Linked DNA regions of Homo sapiens: all the other regions are linked to region 1. A link is a contact called in ENCODE Hi-C or POLR2A ChIA-PET data. All regions are on one chromosome and are shown on one strand. The core of a region is the stretch at or near the end of the contact, and the rest is flanking DNA. Distances in the headings are between cores, read along the strand shown. Region 1 overlaps WDR25 (WD repeat domain 25). Region 2 holds the start of RTL1 (retrotransposon Gag like 1). Region 3 holds the start of MEG3 (maternally expressed 3).

Evidence for each region. Hi-C counts contacts between places; a loop is a spot of excess contacts on that map. ChIA-PET counts read pairs that join two places held with the same protein, here RNA polymerase II (POLR2A). Pooled maps may share reads with other maps.
Region 2: a loop to region 1 is called in a map of HCT116, with 4 times the contacts of the local background. The contact joins the promoter of RTL1 here to the enhancer-like site in region 1. A Hi-C loop is called at or near these places in 3 of 168 maps with a recorded cell type or tissue (HCT116, HepG2 and dorsolateral prefrontal cortex) and 5 of 50 pooled maps. POLR2A ChIA-PET finds 5 or more read pairs at or near these places in 1 of 52 experiments (SK-N-SH).
Region 3: a loop to region 1 is called in a map of IMR-90, with 17 times the contacts of the local background. The contact joins the promoter of MEG3 here to the enhancer-like site in region 1. A Hi-C loop is called at or near these places in 2 of 168 maps with a recorded cell type or tissue (both IMR-90) and 2 of 50 pooled maps. POLR2A ChIA-PET finds 5 or more read pairs at or near these places in 1 of 52 experiments (endothelial cell of umbilical vein).

The regions. Positions count from the first base shown.
Region 1 is chr14:100,415,342-100,419,563 of GRCh38, forward strand. The region is part of intron 2 of WDR25 (WD repeat domain 25); the gene reads left to right. Among named protein-coding and RNA genes, the nearest start is that of WDR25, 41 kb to the left of the region's middle. Within about 2 kb of position 2,315, at least 5 of the 41 ENCODE cell types and tissues checked have a DNase peak (open chromatin) inside an H3K27ac peak, as active enhancers do; they include HCT116, where a contact is called at or near this core.
Region 2 is chr14:100,901,476-100,905,697 of GRCh38, forward strand. RTL1 (retrotransposon Gag like 1) reads right to left here and starts at 2,247. Exons shown (of 4, transcript NM_001134888.3): 1 at 2,130-2,247; 2 at 1,816-1,911. The region is part of intron 5 of MEG8 (maternally expressed 8, small nucleolar RNA host gene); the gene reads left to right.
Region 3 is chr14:100,823,684-100,827,905 of GRCh38, forward strand. It overlaps MEG3 (maternally expressed 3), which reads left to right and starts at 2,435. Exons shown (of 10, transcript NR_190993.1): 1 at 2,435-2,534. RefSeq lists an enhancer at 35-735.

The DNA of each region.
Region 1 (4,222 bases), core at 1,065-3,564:
CTAAAGTCATATGTGTATGGGAGGTACGTAGGCATGCTGGTCGTATGTGCACAGTACCTGCACAATTCTCCATGGGTCTGTCATATTTCTGCACAGTCTTCTGAGCAAGCCACGAACAGCTGATTTGCTCTGGCCTGTCTTTTCAAGGATGTTTGAATAGCAAGCAGCCTTGGAGAGTAGAGACAGCATCTCTATCTGGAACAGATTTATTTTTATTCCAGGATAACAAAGACAATGTCTCCCTTAGGAGCAGAGGTTGGGCAGGTTTACCAGCAGCTGCTTATATAAGATTGGGGCATCCTAATGTCAGGACTCCTCTCTGTAATGCATCCCACTGTGTGTACAGGTAACACCTTGCCTTCATGGGATCGCTATGGGAACTGGGGCTTAGGGAACTGGTGCAGCAGTGTTACCCTGGCTACTACTACTGCTGTGAGTAATAAACTGTTTTCAGTCTCTGACCCAGGGATCTCATGCCTTCTGCTAGTATGTATGAAGCTGTGGCAGGCTAACTTGGTAGTTTGCTAGCAGAGTACTGTCTCAAAGCCCACACAGTTCATGACAGTGCCTCTGGTTGCCAAGCACGATTGGCACAGCTGGTGTCCTCCCTGCTCTGCCGCTGTCCTTCTTTTCTTCTGCATCTCTGTCAGTGCACTGCCACCTGAATCTTTACTGAGCACCTAGTAGGTGTCAGGTCCAGGGGCAGCAGATAGAGTGGGAAGCCAGATATGGTTCTAGCCCTCACAGAGCACGTGTCATTCAGCCTCTGCTGTCCAATCAGCCACTGAGTTGTGACTTCTCTACTTAGAGGTAGTTCTTTATCAAATTCATCTCATTCCTCGCTGCCGTTTGGTTTCTCCCTGTGAAGGGTATTCATTTTCATGGTTGTTTTAAGAGTAAGAGGCAGTACAAGGGAAGTGCCTGGTATAGTTCCTGGTAATCGTAGATGCCCAAATTGTGACTACTGCTGTTGTAATTTCTATTATTACGTATTCTCAACTCTGATTGTCATTCCTTGATGTAAAAACTTTGCTGTTTGCCCTCATACTACAATACAGGTTGCAGCCCAAACAGTACGGGATGCAAACCAACCCATGTCACCGGCCCATTCACCCTGCCCCGATTTCTGTTCCTATCACAAACTGCCTGCTGTGTGCCTTGAATTCTTTCCAGCTCTTTCCCAAACATGACACACCCTTTTAGGCCTTTTCCCTTTCCTTCCTTCTTTTCAGGCAAAGTCTTCCTTATCCCCCTGGACTTGGCTCAAGGGTCCCCTTCTCTCTGTACCCATTCCTTGAGGTTGCCTTTCTCCCTTGTCTCCAGACTGCATAAATGGCAGTGTGGCCTGTGTTGCTGTAGCACCATGTGCACCTGGGCTGTGCCCCGGCAGTGTTCTGTCTTTGGGCTCACTGGGGAGGGAGCACTGGACCATCGTCCCCAGATGCCCAGGGAGAAGCTTGGTGCTCGTTACTGACTGTAGGGTACTTTTCTGTAGCAGGCACTTGGGGCTCACTTATGGGACCCAGTAACTTCACAGTCATGAGGTACTTGATTTGAACTGAGGAGAAAATGTGTCAATACCTTTCCCAGGGAGAGTCACCCTCACAAACCTTGGTCTGGAAGGCCCATCTTAGCCCAGGGGTGAGATCTTGCGTGGATGATTCAGAAGTCACAGTATTCCTGAAAACTAGTGACTCAACAGAATTATATGGCTTTGGGAGAAAGAGTCCCTCCAGGGGCAATCCAACTACCACAGGCCAGGGGCCAAGCTTTGGTGAGCCGAGCCTGGGCCCTGCCCCTCCCTTCTCTATGGGCCTAGGGTTGCTGTGCTGTGTGTGGCATGGCCAGAGTCCTCCGCTCATCTCCTCACCATCTGTTACTTGTGCGTGTCTCCTGTGCCAGGCCTGGTGCTGACACTAGCTCAGGGAGAGAGGCAGCCGTACCTGGAGGAGCTGCTTAGTAGGACACTTGGCACATGCCACATGCTTTGCAGACTTCTCAGTCTCCCAGCCACTCAGGGATTTGTGGGACTGAGTATCTCAGATCCAAGGTGGTCAGGCGAGGGTGCAGGGAGATGGAGCCATGTGTGGGGCCAGGCTCTTTCCCATGACCTAGGTGCCCCTTCCAACCCCCACCATCCTGTTAAGACCCTGAGCAGCCAGGCTGGTTGCTCCAGCCACTCTTCCCTGGTGGCTCCCCTTTCCAGTTCTGAGGCTACTGCGAGTCACCTTCCTCCTCCAGGGAGGGAGAGAGCTGCCTGAGCATTACCTCTGCTTGCGGATGGGGGTGCTAGAGACCGAGCCTTTTCCTTGTTGTCTCTGCCAGTGAGGCTCTGGAGAGTGAGTCAGGAATACAGCTGCACAAATCGCCCTTACTTTGATACTGTGTGATTGGTCTGCAAGACAGACACAGGGCTGACATCGCATTTTCTGCCTGACTTCTTCCTGGCTGCAGTGACCCTGAGCTGTTCCTAGCCTTCCATCGTTTCTGTTGTGGACAGGCGTGTCATGCTGCCCCTGTTCCTCCTGCCCTGGCCTGGCTACTTAGGCTCTTGTGCATGTGCTCATAGGTTCTCATGAAGGTTGTTCTTAGTTTGCTTATGTCTTTTTTTTTTTTTTGAGACGGAGGCTCGCTCTGTCGCCCAGGCTGGAGTGCAGTGGCACCATCTCAGCTCACTGTAACCTCTGCCTCCTGGGTTCAAGCAATTCTCTTGCTTCAGCCTCCTGAGTAGCTGGGATTACAGGCACCAACCACCACGCCTGGCTAATTTTTGTACTTTTAGTAGAGATGTGGTTTCACCATGTTGATCAGACTGGTTTCGAACTCCTGACCTCGTGATCCACACCCCCCACTCAGCCTCCCAAAGTGCTGGGATAACAGGCATGAGCCACTGTGCCCTGCCTTCTTACGTCTTATATCCACACTGCCTGTGATTTTGTACATGATACACACAATGTCACCTAGCACTGGCCTTTCTGACTTTCATGCAACTATTGAAAGTGAAAAATTTGGCCGGGCACCGTGGCTCATGCCTGTAATCCCAGCACTTTGGGAGGCCGAGGTGGGCGGATCACGAGGTCAAGAGATGGAGACCATCCTGGCCAACACGGTGAAACCCCTTCTCTACTAAAAATACAAAAATTAGCTGGGCGTGGTGGTGCACACCTGTACAAGTCCCAGCTACTTTTGGGAGGCTGAGGCAGGAGAATTGCTTGAACCCGGGAGGTAGAGGTTGCAGTGAGCCAAGATTGTGCCACTGCACTCTAGCCTGGCGACTGAGCGAGACTCCGTCTCAAAAAAAAAAAAAAGGTGAAAAATTTGCACAACAGCACAGTAGTGCAGCCTGCCAGTCTCAGCCACAACGGTCAGGGTCTATGCTAAGGTGAGTTTATGGGACATCCCTGGGAGTTTGGGGTGGCGGTGGCGGGGGGGGGTCCTACTCACGCCACACCTACTCCGGGAGGGACCTGGCATTGGACTCAGGTTGCCAGGCAGGGGTGTGGAGTGGTCCCTACACCCACAATTCCTGTGACTCCCATTGTCTCACCTGAGACCCTGGCCTTGAAATGATGGGCTCTAAGTAAGTTCTATTTCTAGGCCGGGCGTGGTGGCTCACGCCTGTAATCCTAGCACTTTGGGAGTCCAAGGTGGGCGATCACCTGATGTCAGGAGTTTGAGACCAGTCTGGCGAACATGGGGAAACCCCATCTCTACTAAAAATACAAAAAAAATTAGCTAGGTGTGGTGGTGCACACCTGTAATCACAGCTACTTGGGAGGCTGAGGCAGGACAATTGCTTGAACTCTGGAGGCGGAGATTGCAGTGAGCCGAGATCACGCCACTGCACTCCAGCCTGGGCGACAGAACAAGACTCCATCACAAAAAAAAAAAAAAAAAAAATTTATTTCCCGTCTCCACAGGGGTCTCTCTGCGGCTTCCTGGGGCCTCGCTCCTTCCGCCTACCTCTTTCTTCCTTCTCCTGCTGTCTACCCTGTGATGTGATAGCTTTCTCGGGGAGTGTTCAGATGAACAGTGTTTAGAATTGTTGAATGCTCTGTTGGAAAACAGAAAAGGCTATTTCATGAGCAGATGATGACCTTATTAACTATAATTAGGCAATTCACAGAGGCTTCCAATATAGTCCAGCATCTTTTCTTGTTGAGATGGGGGGAAAATTCTATGGTAATGTCTTTGGAGATGTAATAGTCTTTATCACATTACT
Region 2 (4,222 bases), core at 997-3,496, 490 kb after region 1:
CGTGTGGGCTGCATTCATCAGCAGGCCGGCACCCCAGCCCTGTCACTGTGTGAGGAGCTTTCATGAGTCCACTGAACATGTAAGTCACAGTCTGGCAGCTGGCTGCATCTGTGGTTGCTGCTCAGCCTCCAGAAAAGGGCCCCTCAACCTGCCAGACCTCCTCGCTCCTTCCACTCACTCTGCCAGCCTGTTGCCCCAGAGAGGACACAGGCCAGCCTCTGTGGGCTCAGGAGCCAGGGCAGGTGCTTGGCCACTCTAGGTGTTCTGGCCCTCAAGAGGGGAGTTGGCAGCAGGACAGTCCCCACCTCCCCCCACCAGCCCTGGGCACTCAACCCCATTCTCTGCTCCTCTCCCTCATTGCCTTATTGGGACAGAGGCACCCCGCCAACCATCTCTGTGCCTTTGCCATTTAGCCCAGGGCAAGCTACTCGGGAGAGGCCAAATGGCCTCATACTGACCCCTGCCTGGTCCCCTCTGGCCACCTCGCTCACTTGCCCGCTTGCCTGCTCAGGAGTTGGTGCTGTGGGAGCTTCTCAAAGGCCTAAACATGTGGGCTGCCAGCCTGGGCAGGAAACCGTGCTGCAGCCTTCTCAGCCAAGCACTGGCCTGCCTCTCTCCCCTCGGATGCCTCCTGTAACAGGGAGCTCCCTCTCTCCCCAGGCAGCCTGCTCAGGGCTCGCACGCAGAGCTGCTTTGCTGAGCCCTCCCCTGCCTTTTGCATCTGCCTCCTCGGCTGTGCAGCAGCCCCCTTGCCCCCTCTGCCCTCCGATCTCTGCAGGCTGTGGGCTCCCTCTCTTTTCAGTCCTCTCCTTTCTGTGCTGAATGGCAATACCCCCACCAATGGTGGGAACAGGATTGGGCGCCTCTACACCTGTCCTAACACCTCTGTCTCTGTTCTTTTAGACCTGGGACAGAGCCCTTTGCCCTGCTGTTCTGCTAAAAGCCCAGGGGAGGGCGTGGTGCTCCCCTCCTGGGGCCAGCTGCTCCATGTCTATCTGTTGAGCGGCTTCTCAGCCCTCTTGGGTTTTCTATGGCCCCTTTTCCAGTTGCTAGGGAGAACGCTCTGTATGCAGCCCCCTGCCTTTTCTGCAGGAGCTGCTGGCCTCCCGGCCAGCCCTGGTCAGCCCTGCAGTAGCAGCAGCAGCAGCAGCAGCAGCAGTAGGCAGCCACAGCAGGGCTGGGGGCTCCCGAGCCAGGCAGACCGGCTTGACTCCCTGCTCTCTAGCTGCAAGACAATTCCCTTTACTTTTCAGACTCGGCTTTTCCCCTGTGAAATGGAGATGAGAGTTTCTCCGTCACTGGCGTGAAGTGAGGACTAAATGAGATAAGTGTAGGCTTGCACACATCAGACACTTCATAAATGCTTGTGGAGTAGACGGTGGGACCCAGGGAGGGAGAGAGAGGTATGTAACAAGTGTCGCAAGAGAGAAAACAGCCTGGCCTTTCAAGACCCTGCTCCCAATACAAACGGGAACCTCTCCTGGCAGAGTCCCCTCTGCTGGCTTAATCGCACAAATCAAGTCAGCCGGAGGCAGCCCCCGGCCTGTGGAACTCACAGTAGATGCAGCAGGCAGCATAAATGACATGCAGAGCCCACATCTGCATTTAATAGACCGAGAATTTGCATTGTATATAACAGCACGAGGGGTAAAGCATGAAGGCATAAAGGAACAGTTTTTCCCGGCGGCTTCCTTGAAGGGCCAGCTTAGACAGGGGTCTGGGGAGGAGAAACTCAGCGGGGTCCGGGCATCCCATAGACTATGGGACAGACATCCATCCATGCACTCATTCTCCAAGCCACCACAGTGTACCTACCTTCCCCGGGCCCAGTCCCAAGCGTGAGGCTGGGGATGAAGTGATGCCGGTGGCTTAGTGATGCCGGTGGCTTCCTGTCCTCGAAGCTCAGTCGGTCTGGTGGGGGAAACAAACAGGGAATAAGACACTGGAAATTGAGGTGATCAAGAGGGGGTGCAGGCATGGAGATTTATGGAGCCCCGTCTTGGAGCCAAGTCCCGAACTGGGCTGTCTGCAAAGAACTCACCCGGGCAATAACCCTGCACACTGGTCTCATGAGCCCCATTAGATTGATGAGGAAACTGAGGCACAGAAAGGCAAAGTCCTATACTCACCGTCTCTCAGCTGGTGTGAGGCTGGGCCAGGATGGAACCCCAGACTCTCCGAGGCTCCCCACCACACCCTGCTGCTGAAGGCTGCTCAGCGAGGCTGTGCCGAGTGCTGGGGGGGTGTGGGTGGGCAGGGGACGGATTGATTAGTTATAAGCACCTCCCAGCGGTGCTTGAGATCCCAGCTCCTCTGTGGCCCAATCCGTTTGAAGGGCAGATTCAAAATTAGGTGGTAGCACCTATGGGCAGAGGCTTATGAAAATGGCATTATTAACCTGATGTGGAGAGGGCCCTGCCTGTCTGCAAGTAGATTGCAGATAGAGACGGAGGGGGCTGGGCTTGTTTGTGTGGACAGTGAGTTAGAGAGGACAGAGAACATCCAGGGGCCCTCCAGGGCTTCCGGACGGGGAGAACCAGATCTGGAGGGGCTGGACAAGTGGGAGGGGGAAGAGGGGTACGTCTTAAGGGTGCCCCGGCACCTCAGGGAAATGCCCCAGGCTGGACTTGGAGGAGGATCTCCAGCCTTGACTCTGACACAGACAGGGACTATGGCCCTCCCCGCACCTCGGTTTCCCATCTGTGAGATAAGAGATGGAAACCAAACGTCATTTCGAGAAAAGCCCCCATTCCCACCACCCTCCTGGCCCCCCCCTTCCCCCACCACCCCAATCACGTTTGCCAGACACCTGTCTGCTTGTCAGAGCAATATTCAACAGGAGAGTTCCTTCGCTTCCTCCCTGGAGGGAGAAGGGAGAGGTGTGGACGGGGAGAGGGGAGGGGAGAGGTGCCCCCCACTCAGAGAGGCCGCTGAGCAGAGTTCTGCATCGGGTAGGAGTTGGGCCACCGAAGATTTGTGCCAACTCACGGTGCGGTGGAATCAGACAGTCTGAATTCTTCAGACACCAGCCAAGAGTCTGTGGCGCCCCCACGTGCCACAAGGGGGCTGCCTGGGCCACATTTCTGAGCCCGAAAAGTGAGGAGGGGGACAGTCAAGAGGGACCGGCGCTTTTGCTCTGGCAGCGGCGCTTTTAACTGCGACAGATGCGTGCGGTGCGGCGGGGGAGCCGGCCGTGCCGGGGCTGGGGGCTGCTGGGCGGGGGTGGTCGGGGCGGGGGGCGGGGGCTGCAGGTTGCGCCCCTCCCTCACAGACGGCTGCGCTGCAATGCAGCAGGCTGCGGGAGCTGTCCCGGGAGCTGTCCTGTCCGGTGGCCGGCTTTCCAAAGTGGGGAACGAGAGATGAGGGAGGGAGCACTTCCAGGCGCTGCGTGGTGGCCAGGCGCCCAGGAAGCCGAGGGGCCCGAGACTCTGCAGCGGGGCCAGAAAGAGAAGAGTGGGGGAGGAGGCCGGGAGTGGTGCATGGACCAGGGGGTAGAGGGAGGTGGGTGTGGACCTGGGGTCGGGCGCCAGTCAGCTTGCAGCCTATGAAGGACGGAAAGGAGGGCTACAGAGATAGGGGAAGAGTGGGGCTGAGGATAGCCAGAGCGGCTTGGCACACAGTTTTAGGGTAAAAGCATCAACTCTTATCTTTCCAAAAGAAATAAAAAAGCCAAAAAAAAAAAAAAAGGCATTTGAAAGCTAGACAGCTGAATCCTTCCCAGCATGACTGAGCCGGTCACTCCAGGGTCTTCCTTCAAAGCGTGTCTAATGGGAGACAGCGTTGTCCCAGTAACCAAATTGGGACCAGAGTCCCAGGGAAGGGCTCATCAGGTGGCCGCTCTGCCTTGAAGAGTGGTACCCTCAGGCCCTTTTCCAGCCAGGGGTCAGGGAGAGAGCTGGAGGGCTCGGGGAGGCAGGGACTGGGAGGGAGAGTGGGGAGAGGAGCGCTGGGGGCTGCAGGAGGGTCTCTGGGCAGCTGGCGGGTGTCTCGTTCCGCAACACTCTGCACCCTGGTACATCGTCCTCCGTCCACTCAACGTGGAATGATTCTCTTCCCTCTGGATCCAGCCCCTCTAGTTCCCTTTTCACTTTGAGGCATTTGCCCCCTGTGAATCAGTTCCCTGCTACTCCAGAAAATTTCTCTCATACCCCAGGCCCCTCTGTTCTTTTAAATGGCACCCTTCACCCCCAGCCCTTCATCTTCTGCACTGTATTTTCACTTG
Region 3 (4,222 bases), core at 1,185-3,684, 410 kb after region 1:
GTTCTGGAAGACATTTGACTCGCCTGATGTATACATTCAAATCAAGCAAAGTAGGACTGGAAGGCTCCTTAGGGACCATCTTGTCCAAGTCTTTCCTTTTTCCAGATGAGGAAGTAGGGGCCCACAGAGAGGGAGGGCCTGGACCTCAGCCTCCCAGCGCGGAGGGAGCAGAGCCGGGATTCAAACCCGTGGTGCTTTGTAGGAAACCCGTAATTTCCACGGTCTTTTTCCTTGGGCTGTCAGTAAGGCCCTGAAATAGGAGAGTGGGGTTTACTGTGAACCTCGAAGGAGCAGGCTCAAGAGCCAGGGGGCCCAGAATAGGGCAGAGGCTGGCTTCTCACTGGGAGGCTCAACTTCCCGCAGGGGCGCCAGGCCCTGACAGGAGAGACTGGACATTAGGTGTCTGGAAGTTTCTCCTTCTAGGGGCTCCAGGAGCATCCCACCTGAGGCCTGGGGCTCCCACCGGAACGTCAACTCATGCCCTTGTGGGGCTGCAGGGCTGACGCGGGCTGGCACTGTGTCTACGACAGCCTCCCGGGCCCCCGGGTGCGTGGCTGCGGATGCTCTCTGGCGGCCACCACAGTTCCCACGCGCGGCGGGTGAATGCGAGCCCCTTGTCAATGCGTGCCCCTCGCCTCTGCCCCCGAGAGGCTAGCAACCGGGCCTGCCGGCGTCTGATTGGCCGTGGGGGCCTGACGACAGGGGCTCCTGGTTGCTGATTGGCCCCGGCCAGCTCTGGCTGTTTCCTAGCTATTAATACTGTGGCTAATAAACGTTCTCCTGTTGACGCGGGTGCTCGGAGCCATGATTTTTTGAAGCGTTCTTGACGTCTGTGGCTGGTGCGGGCGTTTCTGCTGTGCAAGGCCTGCTTCCGGGGCTCTAGTCCCTGGGGCTCCTGGCAAGCTCCACAGGCTGTAAAGGGGGTGTTTTCTTTCTCCTTCGTGTTACCTGACATATTAAAGCAGCGCCCCATGAGGACCCCAACGTCCCACGTCTCTATCTCCCCAACAGTGCGCCTGTTTATGAAAAAACGAGCCCCCCACACGCCGTCCCAAGGCTCGGCGCCTCTAGTGACCTGACGGTCAATGTTCACCTCCCTAGTCATTAGCTGTGGACGTAGAAATAGCCTTTCTCCCTTCTTTTCAGCCCTGGAATCTCCCGTCTGCTTTACAGTCACCTTGTGGGATCGTTGGGCATGGGGGGCTCCCTCTGACGCCGCTTAAACCCCCCAAAGAAGTGCGGGGGAGCGATTCTGACTTGATGCCCTCGGCGGGGCCTCTCTGCTGTCCTCTTTGGGGCCCCTTGCTCATCCTCACCTGCTTTCTGTCACCGAGCACTCCATCCTTGTCCTCCTGGCTGCCACCCACCTGTCACCCTAAGATAGATCCTCGGTCCCTTTCAACAGCATTTTGACCTTTGCGAGAGGACATTTGATTGACGGCCCTGCACGCTCTGCCACTCAGAGCCGGGCAGAGCTGCCGAGGGCTCCCACCTGTTAGGGATTAACTCCCATGTGCCAGCTCCGGAGCCGAGGCCGCGGCAGGGCTCGGCGCAACATGTGTCGCTGCCTGTTTTTCGGGGCGCTGGGGCTCTTTCAAAGGGCATGTGTGTGGGGATCACCCCAACTTTGAGGGGTAGCTCAGGCATCTCCACATGGGACACAGTCCGCCCTCTAAAAGTACTTTCCTTAGAGGGCACGGCTCCTGTCTGGATTCTTATTACAACCCTGGTGTGTGTGGTGGGGGGTACCCCTGGTTAAGGTGGAGGAAGCGGACCCAGTGGAAGAGGAAGGGGCATAGCGGGTTCCGCGAACATGAGTTGTAAGCGGCAGAGCCCGGGACTCCACAGCCAGGGTTTTCTGACTCGGAGACGCGGAGCTCTGTCTCCCATGTCAAAGAGAACCAGTCAGAAACGCACGGGTGGGCTGGGAGGGGGTGACAGCCTCTGGCTTACATCTGGGAACCAGTTATGTCGCCCGGGCATTTTATTTTCCTGAACAATAAGAGAAAGCATGATTTTCTTTCGCTAAGCCCGCATCCTCCGATGGATGTTCCGAAACCGCCAGGTGTGGGATCTGCGCCCCGACAGCCCCACCTTGGCCATCGGCCGCCTGAGGACGGCCAGCCATCGGGGCGATTCCCCCCACACATTGTGCCTGAATTCACCCTGCCTGGCGAGCCGGGCTCACGCAGGGAAAAAGCACCCGCGACCACAGGGTGTTGGTCATGGCGGCCAGGGGCACTGCGGCAGAATTTTTTCCTCCCTTCTTTGCTGCAATCTGGGTGCGGCTAGAGCAATTTGTCATAGAATCTGGGGGGCTCATTTTTCCGGCCAATCACTTTTAGAGAAATGAGCGCATTGCAGCAGAATGCGCTGACGTCAGAGACCACCCCTTCTGCGCCTCCATATAAACCCCACCCAGCCAGCCCCTAGCGCAGACGGCGGAGAGCAGAGAGGGAGCGCGCCTTGGCTCGCTGGCCTTGGCGGCGGCTCCTCAGGAGAGCTGGGGCGCCCACGAGAGGATCCCTCACCCGGTGAGTGGTTGGCCATCCTTGCCGCAAAGGATGTGCAAAAGGAAGACGGCATCCGCTTCTGGGATGGGCTCTGTCCTCCTGGACATGCCGAGAGCCTGCCTGATCCTGGGTCCTGCTGCTGGAGGCGGCCACTTCGCCTGGTCCCCGAGCGTCCGCAACAAAATTTGTCAGAAAGAAAATCTTGAGGCACATTTCCCTGGGGGGAAGTCAGGGCTCCTCTCTGGAGGGTCCAGTCCTTAAGGGTGGGCTGGGTGGTAGGGACTTCAGTTCAGAGGAGCGGGAGGAATCAGATGGAACTCCTCTTGGATTCGGGTATACGGCAGTCACTGGGGGGCGAACCCCGGATTTCCTGTATTAGAAGCCGCCTCTAGAATCGCGTTAATAGTGGGAGATATGGCGGCGATGCCTTCTGCGTGCCCCATGAATTAGGGGGGGAAGCACCCGAATAGAAGGGTCTCCCGGGCATATTTGCCTCGCCAGCTGTTGGCCAGGTTTTTGGTGGATCGTGGGCGGGAGGAGTGGAGGTTCCTCTTCGCGAGGTTTTCCGAATCCAAATACACAGGTTTAGTGCAGTGTGGACCCCAGGCAAAATGTGGAGTAAAATTTCTACCCGATATCATCTGGTTCTGCCCTGATCAGCCACTTTCACAGTGGAGAGAGATGGCGCCCAAGTGCAAACCTGCCAGTAGCCCCCTAGGATCAGTCCTTGCCGAAGGGGGGTCGTGGGATTGGGGGCACTGGGAGAATAGATGCAGGGGGTGGGTTGGGGAGGAGAGAAGGCCGTGTCCTTGGGTCTGGGAAGAGGGAGGAGAGAAATGCAGAAAAGGGGGTGTGTTGCTGGGGTCTGGACGCTGGGAGCTGGGGATGGGGTGCCGCGGGGGTCTTCAGAGCGTTGCGTGGTGGTCGCTCGAAAATCCTGACATGTTGCAGTCTTGGACTTTTGGTCAAATCGCCTTTTGCCATTTCCTTTGTCAGAGTCAAGCCCCCCCAGGCCGCCCCCTCCCACCCTGGGCCGGCGGGCCTGGTGGGGGCGCAGGCGGGTGGCTACGTGGCAGGTTTCTGGAAGGTTTCCTGGCTGGCCGCGAGAGGGCGCTGGCGGCACTGCGGAATTTTGGGGGGCGGGGTGGGGAGGGGAGGTGGCCTTTGTTCTCCTGATGGAGGGGGTCGGGCGCGGGATCTACTGGAGGATCCTGGATTCGTTTACCCAAGAGGGAACAGTTTTGAGACCCCCCGGATTCACTGCGGAGTGGCCGCAGAGGCCGGGGTCGGCCTTTGCGCCGTGGCTTCGGGTGTTGTGGAGGCGCACAGAGGCACGTTAGTTGATTTCCAGTGGTTTTTGGTTTCGGGGGTCTTAGGAAGGTGTGGCTCATTTGAGCAGGATGGAGAGAGAGGCTGTGACAAGGTCAGTGAGGGGCCATCGTGCGGGGGCTAGAAATTGTTGTTGTGGCGAAGGAGGGAGGCACGACTTTGGAGGCGTGATGTTGATGCCTGGGGGCGAAGGCGGGGAGCGGCGTGGTGGCCCCCTTTGCGTTACTTTCCAGCGATGTCACAGGTTCTGTCTCTCGTTCCGAGACCACCCACATGCGTGACAGCGGTGCCTGGAGGACTGGGTCTTTCTGACTTTAGTGAACGTGTGTTTAATTGGATTGACGAAGGTGGGAGTCGGGATTTCTGCTTTTCCCTGTAGC